2 separate regions of the Homo sapiens genome follow, and region 1 is linked to region 2. The links are chromatin loops, found by intact Hi-C in ENCODE. Cell type or tissue: PC-3. All regions are shown on one strand.

Evidence for each region. Hi-C counts contacts between places; a loop is a spot of excess contacts. Peaks named below come from ENCODE experiments on the same cell type or tissue, not always from the same donor. Only the 100,000 strongest peaks of a DNase experiment are listed, where the experiment ranks them.
Region 1: it touches region 2 in a loop (4-fold over the local background); 2 of 110 quality-filtered maps call a loop at or near these places.

Annotation. Positions count from the first base shown.
Region 1 is chr7:133,511,547-133,514,046 of GRCh38, reverse strand. All of the region lies in intron 9 of EXOC4 (exocyst complex component 4), which reads right to left. Among named protein-coding and RNA genes, the nearest start is that of MIR6133, 220 kb to the right of the region's middle. In PC-3, no CTCF peak of the experiment used is centred here; a DNase peak (open chromatin) is centred at 1,296; H3K4me3 peaks cover 682 bases; H3K27ac peaks cover 1,805 bases.
Region 2 is chr7:133,852,476-133,854,975 of GRCh38, reverse strand. The region is part of intron 11 of EXOC4 (exocyst complex component 4); the gene reads right to left. Among named protein-coding and RNA genes, the nearest start is that of LRGUK, 270 kb to the left of the region's middle. In PC-3, CTCF peaks have their summits at 49 and 1,018; DNase peaks (open chromatin) are centred at 1,105 and 1,805; H3K4me3 peaks cover 384 bases; H3K27ac peaks cover 1,154 bases.

The DNA.
Region 1 (2,500 bases), 340 kb after region 2:
AGTATAACAAACAATAAATGCTAAGTATCACATTACATACATAAATTAATAAGCATGATATAGCGCCCTGAGCCAGCCAGCCACAATGTGCTAGGAAAACACTACCCAATGGAACAGCCAATTTTCTCCTCTGTCCAATTACTGTCCGGCAAATTGGAGAGCAGATACAGCTCACATATCCAGCAATTTCATGAATCTTCATAATAACCAAGAATTGAAAGTAAACAAAAATGGCCTCTCAAGGGACAAGACAGATGTTAAAATTTCACAAGCCTTATTACTCACCTCAGGTCTATTTACTTTAACTTTACAAAGAGCAACACATTCTTATATCCAATTTCTAACTCCAAAAGAAAGAAGGAAACAAAGACTACTAGAAGACAGTAAGCTATGAGCAGGAAGAAAATGCCTGACAATAAGGAAACAAATAACAAATTAAATACAAATCAGACCCAAGAACACAAAAAGACAGGATACTGGATCATTTAAATCAAGGACAATCAGACCTAAACTTTAGTATAGTATGCTGTTTGAAGCTGATAATGACAACCTGAAGTTATCAATAAAAGGTGTATCATGTTTAAAATATTATGTTCAAAAAGACAGAAAAATGTGTAAAATATCTTAGAATGCTTTTCCTAGAAAACAGGTAAAACTTTTAATGATAAAAATAATATCAAGCCGGGTGTGGTGGCTTGTGCCTGTAATCCCAGCACTTTGGGAGGCCAAGGCGATGGATCGCTTGAGCTCAGGAGTTTGAGACCAGCCTGGACAACATGGTGAAACCCTGTTTCTACCAAAAATACAAAAATTAGCCAGTCTCATAACCCAGTTAAGTCTCAAAAATAAGTAAATATATAAAAATTTAAAAATAAAAATTTTTAAAAATACCAGACATACAGTTAAAAGTTTCACATACTTTATTTATTTATATATTTTTTTGAGATGAAGTCTTGCTCTGTCACCCAAGATGGAGTGCAGTGGCGCGATCTCGGCTCACTGCAGCCTCCATTTCCCAGGTTCAAGTGATTCTCCTGCCTCAGTCTCCCAAGTAGCTGAAACTACAGGTGTGTGCCACCAGGCCCGGCTAGTTTTTGTATTTTAGTAGAGACGGGGTTCTGCCACACTGGCCAGACTGGTCTCGAATTTCTGGCCTCAACTGATCCGCCCGCAGGCGTGAGCCACCGCACCTGGCCAGTTTCATATGATTTATTTTCCATTTTAACTGCCTCCCTGAAGATGAGAATGATCAACCTTAATGTAACAGACTGAGGCGTAGAAGGAGTAACTTGCCAAAAATCAGATGACTAATACCACGCTTAACCACAGCGCAGAATGACCTAAGCTCAGTTAACTCTCCAGTTTGTTTTTGTTTGGTTTGGTTTGGTTTTGAGCTAAGCTCTCCCTCACTACGCTACCTTCTTTCAATTTCTTGTGCGCATTGATCTTCTTCTTCACTGGGAGCCTTCACAACTATCTTCCCTATGTTTGGCATGCCCTTTCTTGCCTCTGCTCCATCTCCCTGATGCTAGGATCCTTCAGAGATCCTCCCCAGAGAAGATTTCTGACTCTGTAGACTAGGCTAGATCCTGTACTATGTATTTTCTTTTTTTTTTTTAAGATGGAGTCTCACTCTATCGCCCAGGCTGGAGTGCAGTGGCGCAATCTCGGCTCACTGCAACCTCTGCCTCCTGGGTTCTAGTGATTCTACTGCCTTAGTTCCCGAGCAGCTGGGATTATAGGCACGAGCCACCACGCCTGGCTAATTTTTGTATTCTTTGTAGAGACGGGGTTTCCCCATGTTGGCCAGGCTGGTCTTGAACTCCTGCCCTCAGGTGATCCACCTGCCACAGCCTCCCAAAGTGCTGGGATTACAGGCGTGAGCCACCATGCCAGGGCATTTTCAAAGCACTCTATACGTTCCTTTCACAGCAGTTATCACAACTTAACAACTATTTGTGTGATATTTGCTTAATATACATTTCCCCTGCTAGACTGTAATCTCCAGGAGAGTAGGATCCATTTTGTCTCATCGACATCTGAATTCTCCAAGCTGAGCAGGAGGAGAAAAGTAAGAATGCTGCGCTGTGGCTAAGCGTGAAGTGGTGGGAAGGAATGAGAAGGGCGGGGAGAGGAGCATTTCACACAGGACTAACATTCACTAAATATTTACATCACAGGTACTGTGCCTGCATTTGCTCTACAATGATTATACTTAAGGGAACCAGAATATGTCACCCCAAAAAGTAAGAATGCTGCACTGTGGTTAAGCGTGAAGTGGTGGGAAGGAATGGGAAGGGAGGGGAGGGAGGATTTCACACAGGACTAAATTCATTCACTAAATATTTACATCACAGGTACTGTGTCTGCATTTGCTCTACAATGATTATACTTAAGGGAACCAGAATATGTCACCCCAAAATATGCCACATTGGAATAAGGATGATTTTGAGCTGAAGGCAACTGAGAAAAAACAGAAACAGGAATAGCTCTCTGCCCT
Region 2 (2,500 bases):
GCAGCACTGTGTCATCTACTTGCTGCAAATGAGAAAGACATGAAGACAATATGAGAATCATAAAAAGTAGGGATGATATACTGCACAAGTCTCTAGCTGATGATCTAGATCATAAAGTGTCTTCCTTTTTTTAATTAATGCCAACAGGCAAGTTTTTTTTTTTATTGGCTTCTAGGGAATAAGGAAAAGGGATGGTGAGGAGGATACACCCAAGCAGATGAAATGGCTAAGAGGGACTATTTGAAGGTAGGGCTGGAGTGGGAGTTAGGAGGGCTCAAAAGTTTAAAGTGCCTTGGGGTCCCACACAGCCTCTCAATTTTGCTGATGGCTGTGCTTGTGTTTTAAAAATAAAATATCTGCTGAGTGGATTAAAGGAGTGAATTGAATTCCCGAGGCTCCGATTACTTTTCCCTTTGCCAGTTTTTATCAGCAACGATCAGTAAGACTGTCAGATCTGATGTAAGCTGCCTTCCTCTTGCACTCTTCTTTAGCTTCACAGCATGTGAAGCACAGGATTAAAATGTATGTGTGTGTGTGTGTGTGTGTGTGTGTGTGTGTGTGTGTGTGCTCTTTCAACAACTGAGCCCAGTTGAGAAGAATGCTAAAGAAAATTCCCTAGGAATCGGAGGACCAATAAGAGGTGGCAAGCATGTGCAAGAGAACACCATCCTTGGTCTCGAAGGTATGGCCCTCCATCAGTCCCCAGAGTCCGTCATTCCCAGCTCTACCCCAGCCTCACCCTGAGGAACAGGGAGCTGGACAGCTCGTGTCTGCAGAGGCATGTGTAAAGTGATGCTACTGATGTGTTATTATAAGGCCTCTCCCCACAGCCAAATGGGCTGGACCTTTTGACACACTCCCTCTCTCCCTGTGCACACTGATGCCCTGATGAGGCAGGTGCCTGCCAGTTCCTGGTTGAGGTTGTTTCCTCTGGGCACCACATCCACTTGGAGGTTAAACACTGCCTCCAGAGGGCAAATGGAAACAGTCAATGTTTTTGACTCACCCCGCCCCCTAGGGACTATAAACTGCTGAAACCTTGTTCGTGAATACTCTGTGCCCACAAATATGCCAGCCAAAGAATGCACCTAGAATGAGGGCACAGCACAAACAGGCTGCTCGGCTTACAGGAACCAGCAAGTTCTTCTCGGGTTTAATCTGTCCAGAAGAGGGGGGAAATGTCTCTAGAATAGGATCACTATAGAGACATTCCTCAGAGATGAATACAAACATGAGCATGGGGAAGGGCTCAATAAACACTGGCTAACTGTATCACACTGAAGCAGGACGTCTCCCCACTGGCAATGGTTGGGAATGGTTTCCCAGTTCTCAGGTGTGCCTAAGCTACTTAGATATTAGGGCAAAGAAAGATTTTCTTTCCCTATAAAATAGATAGAGGTGGCGATAGTCAAAAACTGATGAGATACTGACAATACGAATATTGAAACCAGGTGCAGTGGTGCATGCCTGTAGTCTCAGCTACTCAAGAAGTTGAGGTGGGAGGATTGCTTGAGCCTACAAGTTCAAGACCAGCCTGGGCAACATAATGAGACCCTCTCTCCATGACTCTAAAAAGTTGTGTGTGTGTGTGTGTGTGTGTGTGTGTGTGTGTGTGTGTGTGTGTGTGTGTTAAAGAGAGAGAGAGAGAGAGACAGAAAGAGAGGGAGAGAGAAAGAGAGGGCGAGGGACAGACAAACAGAAAGAAACAAAGAAAGAAACAGATGGTAACAGAGCCCAGCCAACTACATGAAGCAGGTATTCCATCTAGTGAATAAGCACATAGTTACCCTCCATGTCATGCTAAAGAATGGCATTGTTCCAAAGAAGCTGGAGACGACCTCGATTGCTTAAACCACAGTCAAAATGCACTTAACTGGTACTTCTCTACCTTAGGCTACAGCCATTTACTGGATTCTGAACATTAGGAGCAAAAAGACAGGTAATTGACTAAATCCGGCTTCCAGTAACTTACTCCATGTCAGATTCTGCCAGGCCTTCAAGGAATACTTGACAGCAGAGATGCCCGATTGTGCATTTATTTATTGTTTTGTTTTTTGTTACTCTTTGGTCCCTAGATCATTGTGAAAGTAAGCAATAAATGTGCTTTGTGTGAATTTTAAGGATGGATTTTAAGTGGCAGCAAATGTTGCTATTCCTTTCCCTTAGAAAAAAATGTTTTTTATCAAACAAGACTCTATAAGCTTTTACTTGTTCCCCAATCTCCACCCCAAGGACAGGAGTCAGGAAAATGCTATGCTTATTTTTTTAAAAGCGGGGGAAAGGATTTTAGAAACTATTGATTAAACTTCAATCATCCCTTGGGTTATGAATATTTAGACAAAGAAATGTTAACTAAGAGCCATTATACATTCACCTAGATATTATGCTAATTTTCTTTTCTTTTCCTACAGGATTAGCAGACTAAGAGACCTATATGTGTTGAATTATCTCATGGGCTATCCTTGCAGTAAAAATATGAGGAAATGAAAATTCATGTAGT